Regions from separate parts of the Homo sapiens genome. Here all the other regions are linked to region 1. A link is a contact called in ENCODE Hi-C or POLR2A ChIA-PET data. All regions are on one chromosome and are shown on one strand. Each heading gives the region's core, a stretch centred on a gene start or an enhancer-like site at or near the end of the contact. The rest is flanking DNA. Distances are from core to core; before and after follow the strand shown. Region 1 holds the start of FITM2 (fat storage inducing transmembrane protein 2). Region 2 overlaps TOX2 (TOX high mobility group box family member 2). Region 3 overlaps KCNK15-AS1 (KCNK15 and WISP2 antisense RNA 1).

Evidence for each region. A loop is a pair of places that touch in the nucleus more often than their neighbours do. ChIA-PET counts read pairs that join two places held with the same protein, here RNA polymerase II (POLR2A). Pooled maps may share reads with other maps.
Region 2: a loop to region 1 is called in a map of CD8-positive, alpha-beta T cell, with 5 times the contacts of the local background. The contact joins the enhancer-like site here to the promoter of FITM2 in region 1. A Hi-C loop is called at or near these places in 1 of 168 maps with a recorded cell type or tissue (CD8-positive, alpha-beta T cell) and 3 of 50 pooled maps.
Region 3: a loop to region 1 is called in a map of CD4-positive, alpha-beta T cell, with 4 times the contacts of the local background. The contact joins the enhancer-like site here to the promoter of FITM2 in region 1. A Hi-C loop is called at or near these places in 4 of 168 maps with a recorded cell type or tissue (CD4-positive, alpha-beta T cell, gastrocnemius medialis, naive thymus-derived CD4-positive, alpha-beta T cell and 1 more) and 15 of 50 pooled maps. POLR2A ChIA-PET finds 5 or more read pairs at or near these places in 1 of 52 experiments (activated T-cell).

Annotation. Positions count from the first base shown.
Region 1 is chr20:44,309,873-44,312,612 of GRCh38, reverse strand. It overlaps FITM2 (fat storage inducing transmembrane protein 2), which reads left to right and starts at 1,411. Exons shown (of 2, transcript NM_001080472.4): 1 at 1,411-1,637. The coding sequence starts at 1,465. RefSeq lists enhancers at 1,359-1,508, 1,105-1,834, 1,799-1,888, 1,835-2,564.
Region 2 is chr20:43,958,354-43,961,304 of GRCh38, reverse strand. The region is part of intron 1 of TOX2 (TOX high mobility group box family member 2); the gene reads right to left. Among named protein-coding and RNA genes, the nearest start is that of TOX2, 45 kb to the right of the region's middle. RefSeq lists a silencer at 1,742-2,036 and an enhancer at 1,742-2,036. Within about 2 kb of position 1,409, at least 4 of the 41 ENCODE cell types and tissues checked have a DNase peak (open chromatin) inside an H3K27ac peak, as active enhancers do.
Region 3 is chr20:44,732,204-44,734,943 of GRCh38, reverse strand. All of the region lies in intron 3 of KCNK15-AS1 (KCNK15 and WISP2 antisense RNA 1), which reads left to right. Among named protein-coding and RNA genes, the nearest start is that of KCNK15, 12 kb to the left of the region's middle. Within about 2 kb of position 1,468, at least 4 of the 41 ENCODE cell types and tissues checked have a DNase peak (open chromatin) inside an H3K27ac peak, as active enhancers do.

The sequences.
Region 1 (2,740 bases), core at 162-2,661:
CTGTTTTGTGTTTCTTTGTGTGCTTTTTAAGACGGTCTCGCTCCGTGGCCCAGGCTGGAGTGCAATGGGACCATCACAGCTCACTGCAACCTCAAATTCCTGGGCTCAAGCAATCCTCCCACCTCAGCCTCCTGAGTAGCTGGGACCACAGGCCTGAGCCACCAAGTCAGCTAGTTTTTAAAATTATTTCTTATAGATACTGAGTCTCACTGTGTTGCCCAGGTGAAAATAAATTTAGAAATTTAAACTTTAAATGTAATAATTGCACCAGGTGAGATGGCTCACTCCTGTAATCTCAGCACTTTGGGAGGTGAAGGCTGGCAGATCACTTGAGGTTAAGATTTGGAGAGGTCAGATCACTTGAGGACAGGAGTTGGTCAGCCTGGCCGACATGGTGAAACCCCATCTCTACTAAAAATACAAAAATTAGCTGGGTGTGGTGGTGCGTGCCTGTAATCCCAGCTACTCGGGAGGCTGAGGCAGGAGAATCGCTTGAACCTGGGAGGCAGAGGCCTGCAGTGAGCTGAGATCGCGCCACTGCATTCCAGCCTGGGCAACAGAGCGAGACTATGTCTCTAAATAAATTAATTATATTAATTAATTAATTTAATAACTGCAGAGCGTGGTGGCTCACACTTGTAATTGCAGCATTTTAGGAAGCCGAGGCAGGAGGATCGCTTGAGCCCAGGAGTTTGAGACCAGCCTCGACAACGAAGCAAAACCCTGTCTCTACAGAAATAAAAATAAAAAAAATTAGCCAGGTGTGGTGGTGCCCGCCTGTGGTCCCAGCTACTCGGGAGGCTGAGGTGGGAGTATTGCTTGAGACCAGAAATTTGAGGTTGCGGTGAGCTGCGACGGTGCCATTGCACTCCAGCCTGGGCGACAGAGAGGGACCCCCCCCCAACTAACTAATAAATAAATAAATACAATAATTATTCCTAAGGAAACTTCATCTCATGTCCCTCTACGTGTGCCAACGTAATGAACCCCTGAGCTCATAAACTAGCTTTTGGGAAAGGTTGATCTCCTCTTGTCTCTCGCATTTTACAGATGAGAAAACTAAGACTCAGATGGCAGAGGTGTCTCCGAGGCTCCAAGAAAGATCAAATGATGCTGTGACTACTGCTCCAATTCTCCAGGGCTACATTTATCCTCTTCCAGCCTCCAGCAAATACTTTCACAAGCGCTTTTTCCCAGACCAGAGCAAGACGCGGAGGCTCGGGGAGAGGAGGCGGCCAGGAGAGCGCAGAGGAGACGAGCGAGTTCGGGGACCGTCACGCGCCAGAGGCAGCAGCGGCCACGAGGGGGAGCGCGCGGGCTCCGGAGCCCAAGCACGCCTCAAGCTGTGGGACTCGCGGGCAGTGCGCATGCGCTCGAAGGGAGGTGGAGGCGCAGGTCCGGGCGAAGGGCGATACGGTGGCCGAGAGGGCACGGAGAGGAGGACGGTGGCTGACGAGATCCGGCATGGAGCATCTGGAGCGCTGCGAGTGGTTGTTGCGGGGGACGCTGGTGCGGGCGGCCGTGCGGCGCTACCTGCCCTGGGCCCTGGTGGCCTCCATGCTGGCGGGCTCCCTCCTCAAGGAGTTGTCCCCGTTGCCCGAGAGCTACCTCAGCAACAAGCGCAACGTCCTCAACGTGTGAGTGCACCCCGGTCCTCCGCTGTCCCCGCCCGAGCCGGCCCGCTGTCGCCTCGCCCAGAGAAGCCGGTGCTAGCTGCCGTGGTGGACGAGTCATTGGAGGGGAGGTCCTCCTCCTAGCCGTGACAGCAGCATCTGCACGCGTGTCACGCCTGGGAGGCCCCGGGGTAGCTGGTGTCACTAGCAGTTAGTGTTTGCAGACCCACTTTGGGCAGCATGAGCTTGACTGGGCAGGTGGTGACAAGCGGGGTCGTGTGTGTCTCTGTATATGTAGGGGTGTGGAATGGGGTGGGGATGAACCAGCCCCTGTCACCACTCCCCCGCCTCCCCTTGGAGTTAGGAGCTGACCCCTGCCCTGTTTGGGAGATGCCATCTCACCTCTGTCCTGCCTGCCTGTGGCAGACCCCGCGCAGACCCCACCCTGCGTCAGATCAGATCCCTCCAGCGCGTGACAGAATCCCTTTACGACCTGTGGAAGAGCCTCGCCCCAGCCTGTGACAGGCAGAGCCCCCGCCTGTGAGATACTCACAGAGGGCTGGAACCCCCTAGTCTGTGCCCTTTCCCCTGGATCTCCTTGGATCATCTCAGCCACTCAGAATGCATGGCAGTGGCCCAGAAAAGCAATCCCAGCTGGGCGCTTTGAGACATCTCCTTAACTCCACCCATCCACTCCTTTGCTTGCTTACTTGCTTTTTTCAAAACTCCCGGTTAGTAAGTTTATTGCACAAAAACTCTGTTGCGGTCATAAAGGGAAACTCTGAAAGATAAAACTGCTCCCTTGATGTGAGCCTAAGTGTTTTCCAGAATAAGTGTCTCTGGCGTGTCCTGAAAGTCAGCCCAACTTTGGTTATCTGCTTAAAACCCTGGTTCCTTTCACAGGCAGCTTCCTCAAATGCCTGACGGGTCTTGGCTCTGGCAAGATCTTCCTTATCAGTCCCAGTGAAGATTTTAGTGACAGGCCTGGGGGTGGTGCCTGAGAATCCATTGGAACCTAGAAAAAAGTCCTTCTGTCCTTGGTCCACCTTCCTTCCTCACCCACCCTGAGAGGCTGGGCTAAGAATAGATCATGAGAGTGGTAGTGGCCCCAAGTCTCTGTCCTGGGT
Region 2 (2,951 bases), core at 160-2,659, 350 kb after region 1:
CTGCCCAGATCACACTCTCCCCCACACCTCATCCAGACCTCTGCAGCAGCTGTGTCTCCACCTGAAACTCCCTGCTTTCTCTCTTCCACACCGTTCATGCCCATTCAACTCCTGTGCTGTCCTCCTTCCAGAAGCCATTGCTGATAGCCACTCTTGGGCTGGCCTGGCCACCCCTCTGCCATGGGGGCACCCCGTAAAACATGTATTGGACCCTAGCGCCATAATATCACAACAGCCACATGTCTGGCTCCTAAGACCAGCCTGCTCACTATATCCCAAGACACCATCACCTTCAAAGATGGAAAAGACAGGCACCACTCACTGTGTGTCCTTGAAAAAGGCCTCCCCCTTTCTAGGCCTCAGTTTCCTCATTCATACCTGGAAGGGTTGAATGGGTGATGCCCTCTGAGCCCCTGGGCCGTTCCATCAGTCTTAAGTTTTATGGTCTGCCCAGGAGCTAGGCCACATTCTTCCCACCAGGAGTCATGGAGGTGACCAAGGCATGCTGACAGTGCCCGAAAGGTGCACACACAGGGTAGGAGACAGGAGTGGTAGAGAACCCAAGGCCACTCCTCAAAAAGCTTCCAAAAATACAAGCAAGTGAAATCAGCATGTGCTTTAAAATGGAAATCAGATTCCATTCAGCGTCTGGATAGCTACCTGTTGTTTCAGGTACCAAACAGACTCTGAGTGTGAAATCTACAGACAAGAAATGTACTGGGAAGTGCTATAGGGAAGTGGGGGAGCAGGACAGGCCAGAGGGACAAGCCAAACTGTGATGTAGTCACAACGGAGGCCTCCACCTGTCCCAAGGGGAGCTCTGGAACTGGGATGGCCCAGCAGAGGTGTCCCAGTTTGAGGCAGGGAGCTAAGCATTCTGTATCCCCACATGGGATGGCCATCGGATCCAGGATGCCCAGGGGGTGAGTGTTGATGACCTTGGCCAAGGCTTCCTCTTTCCACCAAAGGCACCATGGAGCTGCCCAGAGAGAGGCTCAGCTGATAGGGGCAGCAGCCAACACTCTAAGCAGCTGACAGAATGTGTGCCTGGATCTGAGGAGGGACTAGGGTGACACGCAAGAGCATCCACTAATGGCTATGATCATTTACTCATTAGAACGAATGCATGCAATGTTTACATCACACTAACAACAAGCCAGGCACTCTTAATTGAATGACAAACATCCGTTCCTATAATCCTCACGACAACCTCACAAGGTAAGTTACTGAGGCTCCCATTTTACAGAAAAGGAGACTGAGGTCGAGGGAGGTTATGTAGCTTGCCCAAGGCCACACAGCTAGGAAGGGGTGGAATGAAGATTCAAACCCAGGAAGTTCAACTCCAGAGCCTACACTCTAATGAGAAGGCTGTACTCCTGCCAGGTCTTGCCCCGTTACCTCCCATAACATGGAGCTGGCCAGCTCCCAGCTCTCCCTAGAGGCTGGGATGCAGTCAGCAGTCTAGAGCCTCAGGTTGCCCTGCGCTGCCAATATTTGTATTTGACAATTATCTATCATCCAAGCAGTTGGGAACAAGTCCCAAAACTGATTCTTACCAAAGGCAATTAACTAAAAGCCGCATGAGCGTACGTCGGGTTGCACTGTGGTGTGGGGGGAACGAGTGTGACTGAGACAATGAGCAGATGATGTGGAAGATATTTTCTCCCCAGCACTACAAAACAAGCCCTCAATCATGCCACAAAAGGCTCGTGTTGTCGGAAGGGAAATATGTCAACGACAGCGTTCGATCTTGGAGCGGTTCAAAAAGAAGAAGAAAAGAAATCTTTGAAATTGTAATTTGACCTAGAAAGGTTTTTCTAGGTCATCTGAACTTGGCACTTATGCCTCTAACCCCAAACCTAACACAGACAAAGTGCCAGGTTCACTTCCTTCTGTCAGTACCAGATAACACAGGAAATGGTATTTGTAAACACTGCTGATATATTTTTAAGCGCTGTCTCAACGTCGGCCTTTGGACTGGGAGCTGCGAGAACACTGGTGCAGCACAGCTCTGGAAGCAGGCAGATCTAGGTTCAAGTCCAGGCTCTGCACTAAGCTGCTGCATGGCAGTGGGCAGGGATCTTACCCCTCTCGTCCTCAGATTCCTCCCCTGGAGAACAGGAATGGAACAGGCAGGGTTTTGCATGCTACCTAGCAGTATGCAGAGAAAGGCCAGCTCCCCGCTTTCACCCCAGTTGCCTTCCCAGGCAGAGAGCCACCCCTCTGTTCTTGACTATTGAACCCTTCTGACCCAGATCTGGGCTGTCTCCTGGAGACCCAGGAGGGCAGTGGGGGGCTCTGTCCTAAGAGGCCTTTTCTCTCCCAGAAAACAGAAAACTGCACTCCAAGGCATGGCATGTGCCAATGAGTTATTCTAATTCATCTTCACTGTGGACCCACTAAGATAAATAATGAGGCCTCAGGGCTGGGAGGGCTTTAATCCTCTGGCTTCTGCAAATCCCACTGGGGAAACCAAGGCCAGGGCTGATGGATGGCCCACCGTTATTGGCAAGAGCATGTCCAGGGTTACAACCACCAAATTGTTGAGTCCTGTAAGCCTGCACCTCCAGAAGAAGCCAGATTTAGCCCAGTTACTGTCAAAAGCCCAAGGGCACGGTGAACATTCCTGTCTTCCCCAAGCCCTGACCTCAGCACCTACAATGTACCTGGCCATATGCCAGGTGCAGAGGGGCACTAGGGACCTAGAACCAATTCCCAGGGAAGCTCAGGTCCATAGGGAAAATGGGTATCTGCATAATGGCACCTGGAGGGGGGTGATAAAGCACTAAGGTGGAGATAGGCCAGGTGAGAGCAGTTGGTACATACCTGTGAGGTAGTGGGTCCAGAGTGAGCAAAGGCTGGGCAGCCAGGTTGGGGGAAAACCGGTATGTGTGCTGGGGAAGGGGAAGAAGGGGTGTCTAGAAGTCACTGAGGTAGGCTACAGTACAGAA
Region 3 (2,740 bases), core at 219-2,718, 420 kb before region 1:
TCTTGTGCGAGCTCCAAGAACCCTCTCTTGGGGTCTGGATTGAGACCCGATCCAGAACATAAAGATCATCAGCCATCTGGAGTAAGCGGTGATACCACCAGGTTCTCCAACTCTGGGTTTTAGTCAGATGGCCACAGAGCAGGGGTCAAGAGAGGAAGGCAGGGGAGTGGGACTGCAGTGAGATGTCTCAGAGACTGAGAGAGGCAGGGGGGTTAGTGGACCTGGAGGGTGTGTCCTTGAGGTGAGTGGTAGTGAGGGGGTTGAGAGGGTAGAGGGAGTCAAGTCAGTCACCTGTGTCCCACCCCTGCTGGCTTCAGGGCAGGGGAGAAGCTGCTGAAGAGGTTCACGTTAGGTTATTGGCCATCCAACAGAGACTGGATGAAAAGACCTGGCCCAGCGAAGACGTTAAAACCTTTTTCATGAAAGCCAGTGGTGAGGGGGCATTGGGCAGTGGAGGTGTGACCAGAAAGGGGTCCTGATCCAGACCCCAAGAGAGTGTTCTTGGATCTCCTGCAAGAAAGAATTTAAGGCAAGTCCACAAAGAGAAAGCAAGTTTATTAAGAAAGTAAAGGAATAAAGAATGGCTACTCCATAGACAGAAGAGCCCTCAGGGCTGCCGGTTGCCCATTTTTAAGGTTATTTCTTGATGACATGCTAAACAAGAGGTGGATTATTCATGTGTCCCCTTTTTAGACCATAGAGTGTAACTTCCTGACATTGGCATGGCATTTGTAAACTCTCATGGCGCTGGTAGGAGTGTGGCAGTGAGGACTACCAGAGGTCACTCTCGTCGCCATCTTGGTTTTGGTGGGTTTTGGCCAGCTTCTGCAGCCTGTTTTATCAACAAGGTCTTTATGATCTGTATCTTGTGCCGACCTCCCATCTCATCCTGTGACTTAGAATGCCTCATCGTCTGGCAATGCAGCCCAGTAGGACTCAGCCTTATTTTACCCAGCCCCTACTCAAAATGGAGTTGCTCTGGTCTAACGCCTCTGACAAAGGGGCCATAGATAAAGACCAGGCCAGTGTGATGGGGCCACTTGCAACCAAGTTTGTCAGCCAACCTGGAGGTGATGAAGAGGACTTGGCCCCTACTTCTGCCCTTGGGTTCTCCCTGATGTCATAATTCATGTCAGTGGAAGTGAAAAAAGATGAATTCTTGAGAATCAGATGGCTGAGAATGCACCTCAGACCCTAGACCACATTTTAGCCATGGAGAGGCAGGTGGCCTTTTCGTTAGCACCTGACACATGGTGGCCATTGGTTGCCTCCCCTTTCCTAGGCAGAAAGTCGAGGGGTACCTCCCAGGGAGGCTGTTGGAGTTGCCCCTTGAAGACAGCCTCCTCCTGGCAGGTGGCCTCTCGGCTGTTCATGCATGGAAATGCCACAAGGAGGCAGCAGCACATCACTGCTGTCCTCCCCCGAGCTGGAGCTGTGTCTGATTTTAACGAGATGGGAGGTTTGTTAAAATAGATTTCTGGGCCCTACTCCCAGAGCTTCTGTAGGTCTGGGATGGGGCATTTCTAACAAGTCTCCAGGTGATGGCTGCTGCCTCTGGTCAGGTACAATGGATCTATCTGTTAGAAGTCAGGATAGTGATTATCTTGTGGGTAGTGAAGAGAGGGAGACCAAGGTGGATTTTGGAGGTGCAGGCAATGCATGGTCCTGCTGTTGACCCAGGTACTGATTGCATGGGTGTGCTCATTTGTGAAAACTGGACTAACTGAACACTTTTATTTGTATACTTTTTGTTTGTTTGTTTGTTTTGTTTTTTCTGAGACAGGGTCTCACTCTTGTCACCCAGGCTAGAAGCAGTGATGCAATCTCGGCTCACTGCAACCTCCGCCTCCTGGGCTCAAGCCATCCTCCCACCTCAGCCTCCAGTGTAGCTTGGACTACGGGCATGTGCCACCATGCCCGGCTGATTTTTGTATTTTTTGTAGAGGGGGTTTCACTACGTTACCCAGGCTGGTCTCGAACTCCTGAGCTCACGCGATCCACCCGCCTCAGCCTCCCAAAGTACTGGGATTACAGGCATGAGCCACCGTGCCTGGCCTTGTATACTTTTTATACTTCATTAAAAATTCAAGAAAGAAGAAAAAGCCAAGGAAAAGAGAAACAAAATGGAAAGAGAGGAGGAGAGAGGATGAGAGAGAGAGAGACAGAAGAGAGAAACGGTGAGAGAGAGAAACATAGAGAGATAGAAGAAAGAGAGAGGAACAGAGAGAGAGGGAGAGAGGCTGGGCTAGCCGCTGGTTCAGCTGGTTCTGACTTCCCATCCTGGATTGTGAGTGGTGATTCTATTCTTCAAGCCTCAGCTTCTCATCTGTAAAATGCAGATCACAGCAACCACCTCATTTTCAATAAGAGAAGGTATAGAAAGTGTGAAAGGAAAATGAAAACCCCAATTCACTCTGCCAAAAGGAAAAAACTAAGCTGAAAGTTGAGTCATGCAACAAGCTGCCTTTCCTTTGTTCGTAAGCAGAGAGCCACAGATAAAAGGCCAGGTATCTCCACGAGTAGCCACTCTGTGTTCACCTTATCTTATGTAAAGTTACAGAGCGTGAGACGAATACATAATCGAATACATAATTTCCCTACCTGCTCTTTTTCTCTTGCAATATGTGGATTTCCAGACCCTCCTTCTTTCCCCTCCAGCCTGCTTTCCCCTTTAAATACTGAAGCCCTCAAAGTCATCTTTAGAGAAAGGCACAGACCTCTCTACTGGGCGTGTCCTTAA